Regions from separate parts of the Mus musculus genome. Here region 1 is linked to region 2. Evidence: chromatin loops called from intact Hi-C (ENCODE). Cell type or tissue: left cerebral cortex. All regions are shown on one strand. Each heading gives the region's core, and the rest is flanking DNA. Links, peaks and the distances in the headings are about the cores only. Region 1 has its middle 330 kb from the start of Gm15501. Region 2 has its middle 210 kb from the start of Gm15501.

The links. Hi-C counts contacts between places; a loop is a spot of excess contacts. Peaks named below come from ENCODE experiments on the same cell type or tissue, not always from the same donor. Only the 100,000 strongest peaks of a DNase experiment are listed, where the experiment ranks them.
Region 1: it touches region 2 in a loop (7-fold over the local background); 2 of 42 quality-filtered maps call a loop at or near these places.

What each region holds. Positions count from the first base shown.
Region 1 is chr7:93,505,017-93,516,951 of GRCm38, reverse strand. No RefSeq gene overlaps it. Among named protein-coding and RNA genes, the nearest start is that of Gm15501, 330 kb to the right of the region's middle. In left cerebral cortex, for the core only: no CTCF peak of the experiment used is centred there; DNase peaks (open chromatin) are centred at 5,535, 6,169 and 7,533; H3K27ac peaks cover 232 bases.
Region 2 is chr7:93,383,615-93,395,549 of GRCm38, reverse strand. No RefSeq gene overlaps it. Among named protein-coding and RNA genes, the nearest start is that of Gm15501, 210 kb to the right of the region's middle. In left cerebral cortex, for the core only: no CTCF peak of the experiment used is centred there; DNase peaks (open chromatin) are centred at 4,217, 6,005 and 6,310.

The DNA.
Region 1 (11,935 bases), core at 2,558-10,557, 120 kb before region 2:
ATTGACAAATGGGACCTCATAAAATTGTAAAGCTTCTGTAAGGCCTAACACACTGACAATAAGACAAAAAGGCTACCAACAGACTGGGAAAGTATTGGGGACTAATATCTAATATATATAAAGAACTCAAGAAGGTGGACTCCAGAAAATCAAATAACCCCATAAAAAATGGGGCACAGAGCTAAACAAAGAATTCTCAGCTGAGGAATACCGAATGGCTGAGAAGCACCTGAAAAAATCTTCAACATCTTTAATCATAAGGGAAATGCAAATCAAAACAATCCTTAGATTCCACCTCACACCAGACAGAATGGCTAAGATCAAAATTTCCTGTGACAGCAGATGCTGGCGATGATGTGGAGAAAGAGGAACACTCTTCTATTGTTGGTGGGATTGCAAGCTTGTACAGCCACTCTGGAAATTAGTCTGGTGGTTCCTCAGAAAATTGGACATAGTGTTACCAGAGGATCCACCAATACCTCTCCTGGGCATATATCCAGAAAATGTTCCAACTGGTAATAAGAACACATGCTCCACTATGTTCATAGCAGCTTTATTTAAAATAGCCAGAAGCTGGAAAGAACCCAGATGTCCCTCAACAGAGGAATGGGCACAAAAAATGTGATACATTTACACAATGGAGTACTACTCAGCTATTAAAAACCATCAATTTATGAAATTCCTAGGAGCTGAGACAAAAGGATGGACCATCCAGAGACTGCCCCACCCAAGGATCCATCCCATAATCAGCCACCATATGCAGACACTATTGAATATGCCAGCAAGATTTTTGCTGAAAGGACCCTGATATAGCTGTCTCCTGTGTGGCTATGACAGTGCCTGGCAAATACAGAAGTTGATGCTCACAGTCAGCTATTTGATGGAACACAGGGCCCCCAATGGAGGAGCTAGAGAAAGTACCCAAGGATCTGAAGGTGTCTGCAACCCTATAGGTGGAACAACAATATGAACTAATCAGTACCCCCCACCCACCCGCCCCAGAGCTCTGGTGTCTCTAGCTGCATATGTAGCAGAAGATTGCCTAGTTGGCCATCATTGGGAAGAGAGGCCCCTTGGTCTTTCAAACTTTATATGCCCCAGTACAGGGGAACACCAGGGCCAAGAAGTGGAAGTGGGTGGGTGGGTAGGGGAGCAGGGGTGGGAAGATATAGGAGACTTTCTGGATAGCATTTGAAATATAAATGAAGAAAATACCTAATAAAAAATTGGAAAAAATCAAAGTCTGTCTGCTAAAGGTTTCAGAACCTCAGCAAATAGCATCACCAACAACAGAACACATGTTCACATAAACAAGTATGACATAGTATGACAAGCATCATGATTGTTCTCCTTAACTTATTCCTACTATACACTATGTAATACTCACTTAAAGGAGAGGCTTTATCATTCACTTATCATACAGTTGTCAGCGTATGACCTCAACAACAAGATCCAACTAAGGACACCATCTTAACTTGGAAGAAGTAAAAATAAAAAAGAAATCAAATTTTAGGAGTACGCTTGTGTCTTCAAGAATCTATTCTGTCTTATCACTATTATCTGACCCATAATCACCCCTAAATCTAGTGTGGTTGATTCTAAGCATAGTAGGAAATGCTATATGTATTGAAACAATAAAATGTATTTTCCTTTTGCTATTGCTACCTGAATGAGCCAATGCCCCCCCCCCCCAGCTTGTTTATGTGGACATGTGCTCTGCTGTTGGTGATGCTATTTGCTGAGGTTCTGAAACCTTTAGCAAACACAGCCTTTCTGGAGGAAGCATGTTGTTGGTGGAAGAGGTTCTTTTTTAATTCAGAGCCTTACCTAATGTTTGCACTCTTACATTCTCAGCAAACTGCTACTGCCACCTGCTGTCACACCTCCCCCTGTCATTATGTCCCCCTCTCCACCCCGCAACCCCCGCCATCTCTCTCTGGAAATGAGGTAAAATGAACTCCTTCTATAAGTTATCTTGATGATGGTGTTTTATTACAGCAGCAGGAAACCAAACTGGTACAGCTATTTTCTAAAAAACAAACAAACAGATACAAAACAAAACAAGAAAAATTAATGAACATGAAAAAAACGTAGATGTTAGTATTTCTACTTATGGCACCAGAGGACACCAGGATCCAGCTTTATAGAATGTATATTATTGATTCTATACCAACATAACAACCTAGCTCTGGCAGGTATCCTCAGGAAGTAGAAAACAGAATCCAAGGAAATGTGTTTTGAGTGGCATAAATACATGAAGTAAGATATCCAGTCAGGGCTAGGCATAGGTTATGTCAAACCAAGAAGCTAGTCCTGTACCTGTGAAGGTTGTTATCTGCTCATGCCTCATGGAAAGTTCACCTGTCCTGAAGGACTTAGCCTAGAATTCCATCCACAGAGGCAGCCATCATGTGGCTAATGTGTATGACAGAGACTGAGCCCCCTTGCTTCCCTGAGAGATACTTGGAAGTGCCATCCGTGGTTCACTATTCCTCATGAGGTCTTCTAAGCCCTGTATCACAATGCATTGAAATCTACCTTTAGTCTTCCAAGTTCTGCTTCACTTACTCTTTCATGGATGGTAAACCATTTTCCAACAGACCCACTCCTCGAGTTCTATCATAGTTCCTAGAAACCAAAACTAAACCATTGGCTAGCTTTTCTCTTTTCAGCTGAATTAAAGCATTGGATTCTGAAAATAAAATGGCCATCAAGGTGAATGCTTAAAAGAAGAAAAGAGAGAATATCTAAGTTCTCACTTGGATTAATACTACCCCTGAAATCTCATGTAGTAGCTTGACCTGAGACTAGTAACCTAAATAACCTTCGAAAATAACCTAAATAAAACCCAGAAATTATTACCTCATTACTTTACCTTCAACAACTCTCATCTGTGGCTTCTTGACAGTCTCCTCATCAATAAACAGGTTCAGAAAGATGGAGTGATTTTTTTTCCAAAGATTACATATCAGTTACTATGAAAGTCAGCAATTCATGTTCAGATCTGGCAGGTTCGAGAACCTCTGCCTATATAACAGGCTCTTTCCTCTTCTCTTTGAGTGCTGCCTTATTAATAAAAGGACCTGCAGCATTTTCTGCTTGCTTTAAAGAAAACCTTTTCAGGCTGACAAGCCTATCAGAACTTGTCACTTACAATTTAATGCCACACGGCCTGGCTGGGCTTGTCAGCTTTACCGTAAAACCCGAATGGATGCCATACCACTGTGCATTTGATGTACTGGCTCCACGGAGGCAACCACTATATTAAATACTTAATGCCAGTCATGTTTATTTACTGGATCAACCTTTTACCCTGCAAATATTTCCTTTCATCCTTTACACTGAAGCCTCTACTGCTCTTTTGAAGACACATGGCATTCTGTCCACCTGGAGTAGTTTATTAGCAGTGGAGACATTTCCAACTCTAGAGAGAGAACTATTTATGAAAGAAATGGGGCCCATGGAACTTCAAGTTGGGAGAAAAAAAGCAAAAAAAAAATTAAATAATATTTTAAAATGAAAAAGTTCTTTTGCTCTCTCATATTTTGTTCCACATCAAAATATTATTTATAATGGCCAAGGTTTTTGAAGATTGATTATAAATCTTCAGTCTTGATTCTTCTCTCCCTTAAAAAGGGGAAGGAGCTTTAAAAAAAAAGAAGAATGCTCTCAAAGAAAGGGAAATTTAAAAAAAAATTAATTTAATTTCCTTCCTTACTACCACTGCCAAAGGTTTCTGTCATTACCCTTACACACATTGCCTACTATACTTCTATTTTGTGTGTGTCTGTGGGGCTCTCTCCTTTGCCTGGGACTTACCAAATAGGCTAGACAGGTTGTCCAGAGAGCACTAGGGATCTGCACCCCTCTGCTTCTCTAGCACTGGGCCTTTCAAGTCTCACCACCATAACTGGCTTTGTTTATTTATTTTACAGGGTTTGGGGGATTGAACTCAGGTACTCACACTTACACAATAAGCATATTACTGAATGAGCCATTCTGCAGGCCCAATTCTGATATTTCTTTAGACCCTACACTTATGTGCTTCTAGAAACTTCTGTCCAGTCTGGACCCAGAAGCTTTGATTCCCTGACTGTACAGCTGCATGCCTGGAATGCTCTAAACATATAAAGGAGGGTGATAAGAATGATAGGGGTGGTTTAGAGCTCATGTCTTGATAGATAGATAGATAGATAGATAGATAGATAGATAGATAGATAGATAGATAGATAGATAGATGGATGGATGGATGGATGGATGGATGGATGGATGGATGGATGGATGGATGGATAGATAGATAGATAGATAGATAGATAGATAGATAGATAGATAGATAGATAGATAGATAGATAGATAGATTATATAGAGAATGAGGAGTTAAGAACAGAGGGCACTGCTGTAGCTTAAGCACCTGTCTCACCTCATACTAAAAATGTTCTTTTCAACCTTTTCCTACAGGTCATTTATTCACTGTGGAAGAAGAAAGGACTGTTCAAGGTTCACACTCCCTTTATAATAATGAAACTGGAATATTTAACAGATGACCAAGTGTGATTGCTGCAGTGAACCCAATTTGTGATCAAGGCTCATATGATGTATATATAGGAAAGAAAATAATGAGAAATACATTGATAAATGCGTCCTAAGCTAAAAATAAGAAAAATACTGTTTGATTTTATTTGAAAACCTTTACAAATTGTCAAATTTTCTAAATAATGGAAAAGATTCATTTAAAGAAATGTTTATTAACAGGAGTTTTTAAATATGGCTGATAGACACTTGCTTGTTTTGCTGTTGTTTTCTTTTGTTGTTGTTTATAATAAAGTCTTAAACATTCAATTTTACCAATTAAGACTCAGGGGCCAGACGCTGGTCTGAAAGCCTGCTAGCTCAGAGAAGCATGGAAAGCACTCAGGTGATCTTCGAAAAGGAAAAGGATGCTCTCAAAAACCCTTCAAACTCAATGTCCCTGTCTTCTACCTCCTGTGCATCTCTCTATTTCTCCTCCTGACTCCCTCTAACTCTTTCTGTTTTTTTTTTTCCTATGTTTACTCCTTGACCACTGGTTAACCTCCTCCACCTCTTCACTTATGGTTGACTTTACTTAATTCTGTTTACAATAAACAGAAAGTTCTTTGTTTAAAAGTGTGTGCAAGGGCTGAGCTATACAACTAGAAACAGGGTTTTGTTTGTTTTTTTTCAGTAAATGAGACAATCTCAGGGTTCACAGTGTGATCAAATATTGTGCAATGCATTGCTACAGATGTTAGATGTGGTTTATACACTGAGCTTGTCTTGTATCTCTATGATATTATCTGTCATTCCAATTCTGAGATTCTAGGATGAAGTAACTATGGTTTAAAATAGAGATACAAAAACATTTTTAAAACAAAACTGCTCATATTAGATACCAAAACGCTTGAACCTTAGTAATTATATTCTTCAAAGAGCATAGTGATTCAGGAAGAGTATTCCTGGTAACCTAGCCTAAAATACTGTTTTTGAAGCTGAAGAGATGAGTCATCAGTTAAGAGTACTTGTCCCTCTTGCACAGGACCCAAATACATTTCCCAGCACCTATATAAAGATTTACAACCATCTTTAACTCAGAGTCCAGGGATGGAAGTCTCAAGCCTCTCTGGACATCAGGAATGCACATGTGCATATATACATCCAGGCAAAACAACCATCCATATAAAGTACAAATAAATAAATCATTCTGAAAATAAAAGAAAACACTCTTTTCCCCCCCTTAACAAATGAAAAAGATGATTATGACAGGGAGTTTTTAGTATTTTAGAGTATAAACCAAGTATTGCTGACTTTCAATATTGACTCATTTTCCATTCTTCTATAAGATTACAGAAAGAAGTCAAGAGTCATGACAAAAGAAAACAGAAACTGCTGCCTTTTTCTAGACAGTTAAATATCTACAAAAAGGTCTGGTGGGAAGGCATTGAGGGAAGGATCAATTTCCTAAAAATGGAATCCCTGGGGGAAGGCAGGCATCCTAGACTGCATCTGATGGAGTCAGAGACTACAAGGCCACTCCTCCTCCTTCTGAAGCATGAGATAAGGCTTAGGACACCTGGCAGATGTCAGCTCATAGTAACGCACAGAATCGTAATGTGAGTCAGAGAAAAACCATCATTTCCAAAAGTGACTGAAATTGAGTCATCATCCCAAATAAGACAAGGAAATAATAGCACTGAAAATCCAAAGGCAAATGGCATGCTTCAAAGCAGATGGTAAAAAGTCTGAGATGATCCTAGCAGCCAAGCCCAGGCAGCTGTAAAAGCTCAACTCTGATTCTCATAACTACAAATGTGCAGATACAGGGAAGTCAAGAGCTCTCCTGAGAGGTACATTGAAAGGAGAAGGTACTTGGCATGGGGTAGGGGGTAGGTAAGGTGTGAACAATTTGTCATCACTCTAGAAAATTAAAGAGCTTTCTCATCATTACCCCTTAAAAATTCATATACATACTATATAGATATACTATATTATATAATATATACATATTTATATAATATATCATATAATTTATACATGCATGCTATATGTATGTATGTTATATATGTGTATATATTACATATAATAGCATATAATATATAAATGGGGGACCATATTGCATCTTCCACTATTAGTAAAGCTGTTCTACTATTAGTAAAGATATTCTACTATTAGTAAAGATGGCAAACAACTAAATGACTACACAGCTCAAGACCAGCTCAAGAACAAGATGATCTGGGTCTATTAAAACAATTAAGTCATTCCAGGTGGCATCACGATGAAAAGCAATTCTCTCTCAAATATAGGGTATAATATAAACATAATTAAATGAGAGTAACCATTTTAAGTATAATAGCATCATATTTATGAGTGTTTGTGTTGTGTAATTATTTATATAGATATAATTATAATTATATACTGGAAATCTTTCCTATAAGTTTTCATTTTGCCAATATCTTGATGTCACTGTTCTTAGTATTTTTCTAAGAAATTATTAAAATGCACAGTGCCAGCTCATTCAAGCTTGAGAAAAATAATGTCTTCAAATCCTGATAGATGTATTGCATTATTTTTGTTTGCTTGCTTGCTTCAATTTATTTTACAAGTCTGCATGTAAACTGTCTACTTGATTAACTCTGATCCCGCTGCAGCTGGAAAAGGGGTTGTGATGCTACATAACATGCCATACTCAAGAAAGAAACAATACAAAAGTAAATAAACCCTGCTTAGAATCCTGCTTAGGTATTATTAGGCACAAAAGAAGGAGACAAAAAAAAATGTCCTCATTTGTATGGGCAAAGACTCCATGTGGCCAGTAGAGATCCCAAGCTATTTTCTTCAAATCAGCAGTGGCCTGGCTTTGCCACAAGAATGCATATTATGTCATTTGCTACCATTGTGTGTCAATTAAACATAAAATGTGAATTCTCCTACAATATGCTCCTACTGGCAGAGCATCTGGACTCTCTAAAATCTGTGGTCCAGCTTCCAAGATGTTAGTTGTTCCATGGAGACCTTGTGAAGGCTTGGCCTCGACATAGCTGTGTAATATCTCAAGCTCCAGGAGGATCTTGGCATGCAAGCTTAAAGCAGAGCATCTAAGAGATTCCTCTTGAGTCTGTTCTAATACTACTTTTAGCTCCCACATCACCAAGATTCAGACAAGATACATTTTGTTCCCTCTTCTCTGTCTTACATTGCTCAAAATATAACTCTGAATTCCACGGACTTCATTTTTCTATATCATAGGACAGGTAATTTATGTTAATTTTATAAATGGACAGTAACCATCCCACTACTTAAGTTCACAGCCCAGCCAGTGGAAGAGCTGAGATTTGAGTGTCTTGATTCTTTTGATATTCTCTACATATGTCAGGTGTCATTTAGCTAACCTTCCTGGGCACCATAGAAGATGACAGGTTGCTGAATGAGGATTCAGAACTCTAGAATTCTAATTTTTTTTACTCATTAACTTTTGAAGAATTATCCATATTTATTAAATATGAATTTTCTTATATGACAAGTAAAAAAATAAAATCAGCCTGTTTGTAGGGTTTTAGAAGTAATGCACAAGATACAATATGTGAGACCAGTATGGAATAGTCTGTTTTTGTCTGTTTTATAAATAATCAGTGTGAAAAAGGAACCCTTTTTATTATCACATGGTAGATGTAGAAAGGACAGAAAGTAGAAATTCTACAAATTATACCATCTGAACATATGGATAGACAGCAAAGCTCTTTACTTTGTTTCTCCTTCATTTAGAAGGCCATGTTTCCTATATTTTGGAATGATGGATAGAGAGAGAGAGAGAGAGAAAGAGAGAGAGGATGAAAGTATATATATATATATATTTGGTGGCAAAACAATATTACCTCTATTTTTTTTCGCAGAAATATAAATCTGTAGTGACTTCTACTAGTTTGGATACAGCTAATTCTATTGAAATTCCTTATCTTGTCTATACAGCTGCATATCCCTGATAAAGAAAATAATGTGCTTTTGAGTCATGTTTAACCTTTATAGGCTTATGCAGCCAAGTAAATACCACTATTACCTAAATGTCCCATAATATTAAGATCAAAATATGAAGGGGCTTACAATGCTCCACCCTGTTTTTATGGGGCAATTTTGTCAACTTGTAACTTCACTATTTATGATTTTAGTTGAATGAATAAATTATTACCTTATAAAAATGTTCTTCATCTTTTAAAATACAATGGGGAAAGGATAATCAAATAGCTTTTATTCATCTGAATGTATTTTAACAACTACTATGTAGACAATGTCTACAGGAATGCAAAACTTCTGCTTCAGTACTTAAGATTACTGCTGGGGCAGATTGACCTCTAATTCAATATCCACAATATCACAAAATGAGATCAAATTTTCAAGGAAACCTGCTTTGTATTTAATCAAAAAGAAAACAATTCACAAGCACTCCAGATCCTAAGTGATTAAATTCATAACAAATAGGAATTTAAAAGTTGCCTACAAGGTTTCAGTGATGGAAATTAACAAAGAACAGCTTCCTGGGAACCTATAAATCTTTTATATAAATCATAAGACATAAGTAACCACCTACTGCCTGTCTCATGGACAGATGGAAACAAAAAAGCTTGTTCTTACTTTGTAACAGTATCCTCCTTTGTCAAAAAAAGTCAGCTGGAGTTGAAAATATTTTCATAATGGTTTAATATTTAATTCTCACAGCTGAGAATAAACATACTATGTGCTATATTTTGGTATATATTTATATAATACACATATATACATGTAAAGAGAATTAGTTTTTAAAAAGAGGCCACAAATTTGAAAAAGGAGGATTTTTATACAAGAGGATTTGAAGAGACAGAAGGAAAGGGAAGATATTGGAGTTATAATCTCAAAACTGTTTTAAAAAGAAAAGTAGGGCTTATAGAGCTGGACTGCCATTTGCAATGCGACTGTTTATAAAGACATAAACTGTACTGACATCCATTTTCTTGTTTGTTTAGTTGCAGAATATGATTCCTTATCCATCATTTCAAAATACAGGAAACGTGGCCTTCTAAATGAAGGAGAAACAAAGTAAAGAGCTTTGTTGTCTATCCATATGTTCAGATGGTATAATTTGTAGAATTTCTACTTTCTGTCCTTTCTACATCTCCCATGTGATAATAAAAAGGGCTCCTTCTTCACACTGATTATTTATAAAACAGACAAAAACAAACTATTCCATATTGGTCTCACATATTTTATCTTGTGCATTACTTCTAAAACCCTACAAACAGGCTGATTTTATTTTTTATACTTGTCATATAAGAAAATTAATATGGACATTTCTTCAAAAGTTAATGAGTAAAAAAAAATTAGAATTCTAGAGTTCTGAATCCTCATTCAGCAACCTGTCATCTTCTATGCTACCCAGGAAGGTTAGCTAAATAACACCTGACATATGTAGAGAATATCAAAAGAATCAAGACACTCAAATCTCAGCTCTTCCACTGGCTGAGCTGTGAACTTAAGTAGTGGGATGGTTACTGTCCATTTATAAAATTAACATAAATTACATGTCCTATGAGATTATTAAGGGTGGCTAAATTATTGAGTATCATATGTCTGCTATAAGATACCCACCAGATAAATTTTACTACATTTAAAATATGACTATCTTGTGGTTTTTATTCTTTATAATTCTATCAATGATGCCCACTGCAATGGTTTCCTTGCAGGGATAAGGGACTCTGGTTCTAAAGGAGAAAAAATGATTCACTTGTTCCTTGAGCAAATCACTGACGTATCTCATAGGAAAAAAAAATGCAAGAACTATAGTGAAATTTTCCAACATTACACAGATGGAACTGGAAAATCATCCAGATAATATAAAAGTGGTGTTCATTATAGCTTTAATTAAATTCTGTTAGGATGTTTTAATCTCCCTATTCACGTGTCTTTGAAGCTTTGCTATAAGGTCAGAAACTTAATCTAGTCATAAAAACTAAATAGATTGTGATGTCTTCCGATCAGAAGGCACTAATGCTCTGTGCTTATCACTGAGAAATAATCTTTTCTCTGTCTACACCTCTCATGACGTTAGCAAGCAACCTTGCTTGTACTGCCATCAGATTGATTTGGACCTTTTTTTTTTTTTTTTTCCCAAGCCGGATTTATCCTGAAAACTTATTTTTGTCCTTATTTATTGTGGAGAGCCGTGCCATGAGCAATTGCCATTATAAGATGGTGCTGGCTTCCACTGCGCCTAACTAGTAAACAAGCCTTATGCGCAAGTGCAAGAGTGAATTCACGCCTAGTCACTGCCCATCTAGGGGCGTAGTAATGGGGTGATGGGCGAGCAACGAATCAGGAGCTGTCACGCCACATCAGGTGCTGAAACGTCACGCTGCAGGCTATATAAGCAGCGCCATTTTCTGGGTTTGGGGTCTTCCTCCTGAGAAGTAAGCAATAAAGCCTTTTGCCACAGAAGATTCCAGTTGTCCTGAGTGTGTTCTTGCCGGCGGGGACAAAAGCTCGGGATAATTTATATCTACAATTTTTAAAGTAATACAGAAAATATTTACATCTTTTTATCCTTTCGGAACCTTCATAAAATGATGTCTGTTATATTTATAAGCCCCTGTCTACATAAAATATTCAATAATATTTGGGAATTGGCCAGACCATCATATATTCTGTTTCAATCTACCCTCAATGTTTCTCACCCTGAAACATTAATCTTATGTATCATGTTGGCCTAGGGAGTAAAGCTTTGAGAGAGTGATCTCTGAGTTTCTGCAAATGCTGTGCAAACTTGATACATGTATCTATAGATAAAAGTGCCAAAGAGCTAGCTCATACTAAATTCTAGGCTGTATTTTCTCTTGCAAGTATATTTAAGTAATAGATGTCCCTTATGTAACTTAAAATTTATAAAGGAGACCTGTCTCGCAGACTAAAATTGATTTAGTAATGTAGTTGATTGCACAATATCTGATAACCAACTTATGACAGCATCACAATAACAGAAAAAAGAAAATAGTTAAATAAATGAGAGCACATTTATATAATGAAAGTAATATAACTACCACAAAAGTATCTCTAGCTGGGCAGTGGTGGCGCACGCCTTTAATCGCAGCACTTGTGGAGGAAGAGACAGGTGGATTTTTTAGTTTGAGACCAGCTGGGACTACAGAGTGAGTTCCAGGACAGCCAGGGCTGCACAGAGAATCCCTGTCTTGAAAAACAAAAAACAAAAACAAAAACAAAAACAAAAAAAAAACAAAAAAAAAGTATTTCTAAAAAAATAAAATTGAAAGGCAAAATGATAATATAATATTTATTTTACTGAATAGCTGCTCTGGTATAAGAAATAATACTTCCTTTCTTCTTTCCAGGCCTGGAGACATATAGGCAAATATTTAGCAACTGATCCAACTCATCAGAT
Region 2 (11,935 bases), core at 1,819-9,818:
CCATTGTATTATGTTTACATGTTACCCATTGGAAACTAAGTTATTTCATTCTTAGGAGAGCTATTAATCTGAGCCAGTGATTTTTTTTTTAACAAATGAGGACACCATGTTATTTAGCAGATGAGGAAACCAGGTATTTGCCCAAAGTTACTCAGCTGTTAAATGACAGAGCTAGGATTGGGCTCTATGTATGGCCTTCTGAATTAAGAGTTCTATGTATTCAGAAATAGAAAGTATCCTTGCCATCCTGAGACCACAGCAAGAATAATTTTGTTGCATTCTCCTTTGCTGACAGACATTCACCCTAGGGAGAGTGGTACTCATTATTTTTCTGTGGAGAAAACACAATGTTAACTCAGACAACATAATAATTTTATGGTTTGAATGAAAAAAAAATTTGCTCCTGTCAAAATCAATTTATATCATGAGACTAAATAAAAATTTCATGTTCTGGGTGAAGAAAAATAGAGAGAAAATGTCCTGAGTGGATGAGCTTAAATTATGTCCCATTTCAATGAGTTCATTTCCCAGAGAGAGTCTCATCAGACTTTTTAATTAAGAGCAAATTGTTCATCTAGGCTCAGTAATTTGCCACTGACCTCTTCTTAATGCTTCCTTCTGGGGTGGCAGAAATGACAATAGGGCTTTCAAATTAAAAACATCAAGCTCTCTGAGACAGGGAGTCCTCCAGTCTAAGTGAGTTAGGAAAAGGAGGGGAATTGAAAAAGTAACCACATTTCTGTCTTATGCCTCCCCTAAAATATAGGGTCCAAGATGCTTAACATTGATAAGTTACATATGTAAATATTTATATGCAAATATGTATGTGTCTTTACATAGAAATTTGTGAAAATGAAATCATTCAGAAGGCTACCTATGATGTCAGGCAGTGGCTTTATGAAGGAAGGCTTAGTGTAGAATGGTGTGTACCTAGATTCCTCTGAGGAAAAGACAGCCACTGGGGTCAATTTAAGGAAAGTTATGTGGGATAGAGTTTGGCCTTTGGGGTAGTGTTTCGTTGGTAAGGCTCTGGAATGAAGTGAAAGGGTGAAAACAAAATTCTGAATAAGAAATGATAACTTTTCATACCAATACAGTGGTAATAGGTTTGCTAGAAATAAAGAATTCAGGGGGGAAAAAGGCTACTGCTATAACTATCACTTTATCCATGACTGCTGCTTTACATCTTTGCTGCAACTGCAACAAAACTATTATTTCTATGCCTATAAAATGGCCACTTGATAATCATCACTTACTAGGTAGCAGAAAATGTGTGATTACAACTATACTTTTTCTTAACTAATTATTCCTATAATGTATGCATTACTATCTATGGTATAGCATATTCAGTGAAACATGGGGATGTGATCTTGTCACTGAGTAAGGAGAAATGGGAACCAGTATAATTGGCAAGACAAACCCTACCATGACTTACAAGCCAAGACATAATGTACTGCATGAATTCCCTAAACTAATATTTTAGCATCAACTCATTCAGACTCAAATCTCCCAAGGAAAGAACGCATGCTGTGTTGATAGTGAATCTGAATCTCTGGGCTCATATATTCTAAAAGTAATACCCTTAAGGCTTCCAGAAACTCACCTAATTTGCAAAGTCTAACTTTACCTGGAATATACTACTTGTTAAACTACATCCTATAGACTGCATCTCTCTCTCTCTCTCTCTCTCTCTCTCTCTCTCTCTCTCTCTCTCTCTCTCTCTCTCTCTCTCCCAACCCCTGAAAAAATAGAATCAGTATTTGTTTGATAGATGATTGAACTGAGGCTCAGAGATACTTTGCAAACTTTTGCTTTTCACACAACTAGAATCTGTGAAAAGCACAGATTCCACCTGTTAGTTTGGTTTTTTTGTTAGTTATTTCCCTAAAAATGTTTAGAAAGATGTCATATCCATTGATAACCTTTATAATATAACCTGTATTAAATCTTGAAAGTAGGGAAATTCAGTGACCTGAAGAATTTTAATCTTCAATCTATTTAAATTCTTGTAACTAAATACAGTACCAAAGATGTTATTTTACAAAACTGCAGCAACTTATAAGTAGACAATTTCTGAATACTAAGCCCACACACATTGAAGAAGTGGTAAGGCTGTATTAGCATTTACCAGTCTAGTACCTCAGTGGTGGAAAAGATTAATATATCATCCAATTAATATAAAATGTAGTTTACTTCCAGAGCATGGTGTTTCCTCTACAGCATCAAAGCAGGCATCTATTGTGAAGGTGCTGCTTTGTCAGCTGGAACAGCAACTTTTACAAACACTTGTGTGGAATAGTAAATGTGGAATCTGCCACCCTACTGTTCACATGCTCCTCATCTGACCTGCCAACTTCCTACAGTTAAACAAATCCCTCCTGCAAGTCAGCCTCTAGAACTGATGGATTACTTTAGGATAGCTTGTGTTCCATTTGCAAAGCTGCTTCTCTAGCCCACGGCCTGCAGAAGGAAAGAAGTCTGCCTAACCATGTGACTAAACCGAAAATTTTCATCCCACCAATGAACATAATTCTGTGGGACCATGTAACTCATTTCCTCTCCTTAGAAGATGGATAAGATCTTGTGATGTCTTAAGAAGTGATCCTATTGGATGGGTCACACGGCCCCCAATGGAGGAGCTAGAGAAAGTACCCAAGGAGCTAAAGGGAACTGCAACCCTATAGGTGGAACAACAATATGAACTAACCAGTACCCCAGAGCTTTTGTCTCTAGCTGCATATGTATCAAAAGATGGCCTAGTCAGCCATCACTGGAAAGAGAGGCCCTTTGGACTTGCAAACTTTATATGCCCCAGTACAGGGAAACGCCAGGGCCAAAAAGGGGGAGTGGGTGGGTAGGGGATTGGGGGGGTGGATATGGGGGACTTTTGGGATAGCATTGGAAATGTAAATGAGAAAAATACCTAATTAAAATAAATAAATAAATAAAAATAAAAATCAATTCTCCTAATAAATTAAATTCAAATATTATATACTGGGGTGTAAAAAAAAATAAAATAAAATAAAATAAAATAAAATAAAATAAAATAAAATAAAAAATAAAAAAAGAAGTGATCCTTGGCACACACCTTTAATTCCAGCACTTGGGAGACAGAGGCAGGCAGATTTCTGAGTTTGAGGCCAGCCTGGTGTACAGAGTGAGTTCCAGAACAGCCAGGGTTATACAGAGAAACCCTGTCTTGGGAAAAAGAAGAAGAAGAAGAAGTAGAAGAAGAAGAAGAAGAAGAAGAAGTAGAAGAAGAAGAAGAAGAAGAAGAAGAAGAAGAAGAAGAAGAAGAAGAAGAAGAAGAAGAAGAAGAAGAAGAAGAAGAAGAAGAAAGAAGAAGAGGAAGAGGAGGAGGAAGAAGAAGAAGAAGAAGAAGAAGAAGAAGAAGAAGAAGAAGAAGAAGAAGAAGAAGAAGAAGAAGAAGAAGAAGAAGAAGAAGTGATCCTGCAGCCATTGCCTGAGTCTCCCATGGGCTCTGGAGTGTGGATTTGCCATTGTGGCTGTTGCTATAGCCTCTACCTCTCATGTCTACGACTGTTTGGCATCCTTCTGTGCCTATTCAAGACTCATCATATAACAGTTCTTTTATTCTGCCTTCTAAGATACAATAGGAAATGAGACCATATTAATTTTTTCAAGAAAATCAAAGACTCTTTTAAGAAAGGGCATTTTAAGTTTTAAGGCCTCTTAAGTGCTATCCCTTCTTGCCTGAAGATACCTTTATACATCATCCTGCAGCCCTACCATCAGGGATCCCTTCTGAATATAATGTAGTGTTTACCTCTGTTCTTCTTCAGTTTCAATTTTGCATAAGCTACCCTCACTCTCCAGTCTGCCCTCATGGATTCCTTGAAGTCTATAATCCCCATAATAATAGAAGCACTGAACAGTTTAATCCAAGAATATCAACTCTTCACAGAGATAGTGAATCTATTATGCTGGACAGAAGCTGAGTCTGGCTAGGCCATGACTTGGTGATTTTGAAACATGCCTTATTAAATAGAAAATGGAGCAACTGGAGTTAGTATGCAATAAACATACCTGGTAAAACAAATTATATTTAAGGCATATTCAACAAACATGGGTGAACTTTTCCTGTCTACAAGTCATTATGCCTCAGAGAGTGTGAGTGCTAGGAAAGGAAACATAATAAGTTCATCCAAATGAAAATATGATAAATTTTCTCAATATAGAACTGCCTCTGGCATAAAAATTAGCACTCAGTGTATTCTGAGATACTTCTTAAGCTAAATTCACAGAGTTTTCTTTCTTATTTCACACTACTTTCTGAAAATAAAAACTGAATAAGTAAAATGTAGATAAATACATAAAAAGCAGAAACATCTCATCTTTCCTTGTGATGGGTGTATGAACTGAATATATAAGCTTACACCAGCAGTTCTCAAAATGCTTTAACTGAGATCACCTCATACAGTTTATTTATTCTAATTTTTCAATTACAGTGCTTCAGTGGATTGTCCTAGGCCTTTACAAATATACTAAGGCTGTAGACTCAGGGGAAAATAAAGAAAAAGGATATGAAGTTGGGGACATTTACAAAAGAGAACATAATGGGAGTTGGAAGTAAAAATTGGGAGGTACATATAATCATATTTCATTGTGTGCATATGTGAAAAGTAGGCCATTCTCACTATAAGCCATAAAACCATATACCCATAAAGAAAAACTGACTTAGCAAGATGTAGTTATATATTTGTACATGTATAGGAAAGTTTAATATATTCCAACTTTAGTAAGACATTCATTATCAATCAGATTAAGGAAGTTGATCAATCTGAAATCATAACTTATTGAGCCTTGTCTTAACATTTTAAATATAGCCAATAAGTATGTCAAAAGGAAGCATCTGACATTCCATCTTTAATCATACACAGAAATTCCGTCCAGGCTGTATTATATATGTCCTTACGTATGCATATAGACATACTTATATTATGTGTATCTCTAATATATATAATATTATAGCTCTTATAGAGACATATTATATATAAAAAGAGAGAAAGTGAAAGTAAAACGTAAAAACAAAACTCTAGGCCTTTAGGCCCAGGCTTGGGAATGTGACCTCTGTGACTTAATGCTCTAAAGTATGCTAATCATAAAACCAATAGTGACATTCCTCCACCCACCTGCTTCCTGGGTTCAAAGAGTGTTCATTCAAAAACTGTGCTGTTAGGGGCTCTTAGCAACTGTCTTGAGAGATAACCGGAACAATTACCAGGTATTCCTTGTGACTCTTGTGACTTTGCACTTCCTTGGGACTCTTAACTGGTATCTTTGGTATTTTCCAACAATGCCCTCCCCACTTCCTTGAGTTGTGGTTTCTTCCTTTAAATACCCCCTTACCCAGCTACTCGGGGTGCCATGGTCCTCTACCCCTGTGTGATGTATGACTGTGGGCCCAAGAGTGCTCTTGAATCAAAATCCTCTTGCAGTTTGCAGCAAGACCGTTTCTTGTGAGTGATTTGGGGTGTCGCCTCTCCTGAGTCAGAACGTGGTGGAGTCCTCACATTGTGGGTCTTTCAAAAGCAAGAGAAGAAGAAAGACAGACAGAGAGAAAGAGAGAGGGAGGGGGAGTAGGCAGCTAAAAATCAACAGCTGGTCAAGAGACTAAGGCAATATTTCAAGCCCTTCTAATAAGCTCTTCTAACTAACTTTGCCAGTCTTCCATTTCCTTACTAGTGTTCCTGTCAAATACTGTGGTAGTTTGAATATGTTTGGCCCAGGGAGTGGCACTATTTGGAGGTGTGGCCTTGTTGGAGGAAATGGGTCACTGTGAACATGGATTTTAAGACCCTCATCCTAGCTTCCTGAAAACCAGTCTTCTCTTAACAGCCTTCAGATGAAGATGTAGAGCTCTCAGTTCCTCCTGCACCATGCCTACCTAGATGCTGCCATGCTCACAGATTGGTGATAATGGACTGAGCCTCTACATTTGTAAGCCAGCCCCACTTAAATGTTGTCCTTATGAGAATTACCTTGGTTATGATGTCTGTTCCCAACAGTTAAATCCTAACTAAAACAAATACCCTGGATGCCTAGACACTGCTGCACACCAGGCTGGAAGGATTAAGCAGAGCCCAGAATAGGTCTGGCTGCGAGTCTGAAGTAGGGTGGGGGTGGGAGGAAGGGATGGGAGAGAGGCCTTCTCTGAGGATTTCAGTGTTACAGCACTTTTAAACAAAGGCCTCCAATGACTTTCACTAAAACAGCTTATCCACATATACTTTATTTGGGGTAGCTAAAGGCTATATATGAACCTTGGAGAGTGGGAAGAAGATTTCAGGGGGAATGTAAATCACTGGCTGAAGATTAAAGTACTGGAAATGCCTCCTTTGAATGGAGAGGAATTTCAAGAATTCCAGGTACTTGCAGGGCAGGTTCATATGTGGAAAGAGGAAGCTGAACTTGTAGGTTTGTCAAGGATAATGTGACCTTTCTCAGGTAGAGAGTGTGGGGGTCACTCTCCCCAGATAAAGTCAGGAAGAGAAGAGGAAGCCCTGTGGAAGAAGGAGTCCTCCATTTTGTGCTAAGCTCTGAAGAGTTATTGGGACATATTAGACAGTGACCTTAAATAACAGTTTTCCCACATCTCTGGTTTTTTTATTGATAATGGAGAGCTGTCATAGTAGTCTTCACCCTCTATTGGGAATGGTTTGGTATTGAACTAGAATCCAATTAGTGTTTATCTGCCATTTAAAAGAAAATGGATGAGGCAGAGTGTCGGGTAGAACAGGACTCCAATGGCCAGTACTGGGCCAAGAAGAGGAAGAAGCCAAGCCACAAGGGGGTTGGAGTACCATGGGGTTGAGGTTTTAGGCACATAGTGTTCTCAGAGATCCCAGTGGAGATTTTTGAGCATTTCTCTGTCTCGTTCCACCATCCCAGATGCTTTAACTTAGAAACAGCAGTCTTTTTCCAACATAATGCAAGGCCCTCCCTGTTCAGCAGTCATCAAAGACAGAGCTCTTCAGTTTCAGAGAGTGACCTCTGCTAGGAGGTTTATCTGTTATTGAAGGGACTCAAGACTAATAGATAGATAGGAAAACTACATGATTGTCTAATGACATAACTTAGATAACCATGTAATACTTGGGAAAACTTTGTAAAAGTTGAAATGAAAATTGAACAATATCTGTTTGGTGAGATGTGTGCTGAGTAAAGTATGTTTGGTTTAAATAAAGCCAGAACTAAACCTAGGTGGGTTCAGTGAGATGGTGGAGAAGAAAGAAAACAGAGACTGCAAATATAGAGTAGGAGAAGGAAGAATGAAAAATAAAAGGAAGTTCATAAGGGAAATTTTAAAAAAATAGTGAAAGAGAAGTGAGGGAGAGAAGGTGGAGGAAGTTCTCCAAGGAAATGGATTAAAAAGATGGGGCAAAACTGATGAATACTAAAATATCAATGATAGGTCTGCATCGGGAGCTGATCCTGTGCCACAGCACTCCATACCCAAATACCACCAGGACAGAGCAGGTCTCCCATGAGTGCCAACACACTTGTCCGCACAGTTAAGACCACTACTTCTGCTCAAATTCTTGGCCCAAGAGAGACTAGCAGCTATGTGAACATGAACAAAGCAATAAACTGCCATAAACTTCAACATTTATCCCTAAAATTGAGATAACAGTAATAGTCTAAAAAAAGGTCTGAATGCAGTGGGTCACGTATGTAAATTACTTAAGAAACTCTCTGTTATAAAGTAAAAGAAATAAATGTTATCATTATTATTTCTAATGGGAAAATAAAGCAGGTTCAGTCTACTTCAGAAGATGAAGTAGAGTACACAAAATCCAGGGACCCATCCCATAATCAGCTTCCAAACGCTGACACCATTGCATACACTAGCAAGATTTTGCTGAAAGGACCCAGATATAGCTGTCTCTTGTGAGACTATGCCAGGGCATAGCAAACACTGAAGTGGATGCTCACAGTCAGCTATTGGATGGATCACAGGGCCCCCAATGTCGGAGCTAGAGAAAGTACCCAAGGAGCTAAAGGGAACTGCAACCCTGTAGGTGGAACAACATTATGAACTAACCAGTACCCCCCAGAGCTCGTGTCTCTAGCTGCATATGTATCAGAAGATGGCCTAGTCGGCCATCACTGGAAAGAGAGGCCCATTGGTCGTGCAAACTTTATCTGCCTCAGTACAGGGCAACGCCAGGGCCAAGAAGTGGGAGTGGGTGGGTGGGGGAGTGGGTGGGGGAGCCTGTGAGGGACTTTTGGGATAGAATTGGAAATGTAAATGAAATAAATACCTAATTTAAAATATTTTTAAAAAAGAAATGTAATAATAAGGCTTCTCAGAGAAAAAGCACAAAGCTGGGATATAGAGATTTGCTTAGTCACTAAGTACCCTTAGTCTTTCTATTGGAAAATTAAGTAAAAAGAATGTGGTATATAACTATATATATATTGAAATATCTATACTTGATATTGGCAGACAAGACAGTTTCTTTCTAGTTATTTATTTCCATCATAAAAGGGAGGTAAGGTAATCTGGAATGTACTCATAAATACCATATTCATAAAATTGAGGCAAGAAAATAGCATTTAAAACATATGTTATGGACGACAGAAGAGTAGGTAAACCAGAAATAATTATATGATTATCCAAAAAACTGTCAAGAACTTTTGGTAAGATTACTGAATCAAACTTCATGGAGAAATAAGCCTGTCCAAGTGAGAATTGTTATAGCAGTATTAGCTGCTCAGAAGTAGGTGTGGGAAAAACAATCAGCTGTTTTTACTCGGGTCACTAAGGGTTAATGTCACAGGGTTGTCATAAAATAGAGCAGAGCAAGGAAATGTAGGACATTCTCAAAAGTATTATGAAAATAATGACATCATGTAATTACTGCAATAAGGAAAATAAATAAAAGACTTTATGGTCTTATGAAGGCAGAAGGGACAATAAATTTGAGATATCTTTTAGGTTAGAAGAATAGTCACCGATATGCTGTAGAGATGACTTAGTCAGTAAAATGCAGACTCATAAGCACGAGGGCCTGGGTTTGACCCCCAGATGCCAGATGTAATGACCACAGTTACAATCCCAGTGATCTTTAAATTCTTTCTTGAGAGACTTGAAGTTCTTATCATATAGACCTTTCACTTCCTTAGTTATAATCATTCCAAGGTATTTTATATTATTTGTGACTATTGTGAAGGGTGTTGTTTCCCTAATTTCTTTCTCAGCCTGTTTATTCTTTGTGTAGAGAAAGGCCATTGACTTGTTTGAGTTAATTGTATATCCAGCTACTTCACTGAAGCTAATTCTCAGGTTTAGGAGTTCTCTGGTGGAGTTTTTAGGGTCACTTATATATACTATCATATCGTCTGCAAATAGTGACATTTTGACTTCTTCGTTTCCAATTTGTATCCCCTTGTTCTCCTTTTGTTGTTGAATTGCTCTGGCTAGGACTTCAAATACTATGTTGAATAGGTAGGGCAAGAGTGGACAGCCTTGTCTAGTCCCTGATTTTAGTGAGATTGCTTCCAGCTTCACACCATTTACTTTGATGTTGGCTACTGATTTGCTTTAGACTGCTTTTATCATGTTTATGTATGGGCCTTGAATTCCTGATCTTTCCAAGACTTTTATCATGAATGGGTGTTGGATTTTTTCAAATGCTTTCTCAGCATCTAAGGAGGTGATCATGTGGTTTTTGTCTTTGAGTTTGTTTATATACTGGATTACGTTGATGGATTTCCATATATTAAACCATCCCTGCATCCCTGGAATGAAACCTACTTGGTCAGGATGGATGATTGTTTTGATGTGTTCTTGGATTCGGTTAGTGAGAATTTTATTGAGTATTTTTGCATCGATATTCATAAAGGAAATTGGTCTGAAGTTCTCTATCTTTTTGGGTCTTTCTGTGGTTTAGGTATCAGAGTAATTGTGGCCTCATAGAATGAATTGGGTAGGGTACCTTCTGCTTCTATTTTGTGGAATAGTTTGTGAAGAACTGGAATTAGATCTTCTTTGAAGGTCTGATAGAACTCTGCACTAAACCCATCTGGTCCTGGGCTTTTTTTGGTTGGGAGACTATTAATGGGGACTTTTGGAGTAGCATTGGAAATGTAAATGAAGAAAATACCTAGTTAAAAAAAAGAATAAAAAAAATTAAGCCTTAAAAAAAAAAAAAACAATCCCAGTGATAGTGATACAGAGGTGGAGACAGGAGGATGCATGAGCCTCACCCAACTAGAGCTACGGGCCAGTGAGAGACTTTGTCTCAAATGCAGTAAACAGATGGTGTTTTTGAGAATTACACACAAGATTTGGCCTAGCATGTGTGCTTGTGCATGTGTACACATGGACAGGCACATTAAAATAAAATAGTGGTAATGGGAATGTAGAAAAAAAATGTAGAGAAAATGGGAAGTTTGAATTGATGGTTTTAAATAAGGAAATTTCAGTGAGAGGAAAGCCTAACTCTGATCTTGCCACCATGGCTATGGATGACTAGTCAGCCACAAAAGAAGCAGTGAGGATTGTCCACCTGCAGGTACACTAGAACACTAGCCAGTCGGTGTTTACTGAATGTTGGAGAAATCAAAACAGCCCTGTGTCTGATTTCATATGGACGAATAGACAAATATCTGAATAATTGTTCTAAAATTTGAAGGATACATTAATCGTTTTACTACTGAAATGTGAAGACATAACCTTGAAGTTTTCTAGGTCTACATGAACATGTTCTCCATGGCAATTATGCTTTAAGTACCATCATTAGCCCATTTTAAAGATGAAAGCAAGAAAAGCTGAATAAATTGTGTGGGTCTCAAACGTTCTAAGATTCTGAAATGACAGGACATGGCCTAGGTGTGACTTACACCAGAAATTCAGAAATTGAATAGTATAGGTCCAGCCCATTTAGTTCAATATCATGTTCCCTGAACAGATGACAATAACCTGGTCCCAATGTGAGTGACACTTATAAAAAGACCAGGAACATGAAGTCCCTTCTAAATTTGAAGCAAATCTTTTGTGAGAATTATGTTTTAAAAGTTTGGCTTTCTCTACTGTCGATAAGATGTGTAGAGCCAAATACTTCCTTGGGCCCTTAATAATACAGTTGACAATGCCTCAGTAGAACAACCTCAGAAAAAGAATAAATGCTACAGAAACATGTGTGCCACTGAAACTTGGATCCTCCAGTTATCCTTTGTCCTGATATACTACAGGGTTTAAATCTTAATTGGACTACTTTCAAATCTGTAAGTAAAAAGAGAGAAAATTTTATCTTGATCCATTGAAAAAAAATGAATCTACACCCTGAATTAGATTCCTCACTTTGCATAAATCCTATTTTGTAAGAGTGAATTAATTATCCATAAAAAGAATGAGTAGCTTCAGTTTCTATTTTAAAGCTTGATCTACCCTCGCCAGCCCTAGAAATTGAAAATATCAATCTTGCAATGAATCAGAAGTTGTCTTTATAACCATAAAAGATCTTTTTAGAAAGAACATCTCAAGAAAGCAGAAAAAGAAAGCAAGACAAGAAAAGTAAGACCAGAATGTGGTAGCAACATGCCATTTGCTGAACACATACTTGGGTTTTATTTTTATAGAAAAATAGAATTCAGTAGTTTTTAATTCATCTCTAGATTCTAAAGGCTTGAAAGTTTTCATAGTCCATTTCATACAAAGCCCTATGAATCTAGTTTCCTTTCTAATGCTGTGATTATCTACCTTAACAATAGAAAGCAACTTAACAAAGAAAAGGGTTTATTTCATTTACAGATTAAAATCTGCCATTGACAATGTTCAGGGCAGAAATGCAAAACACAAGCCATAAAAGGCTGCTTGCTTCAAATGGCATGGTTTCCTAGCCTTTCTATACAGCCCTGACTTAGTAAGGGGATTTCTAGAGGAACAGAAGTGATAGAATGAATATAT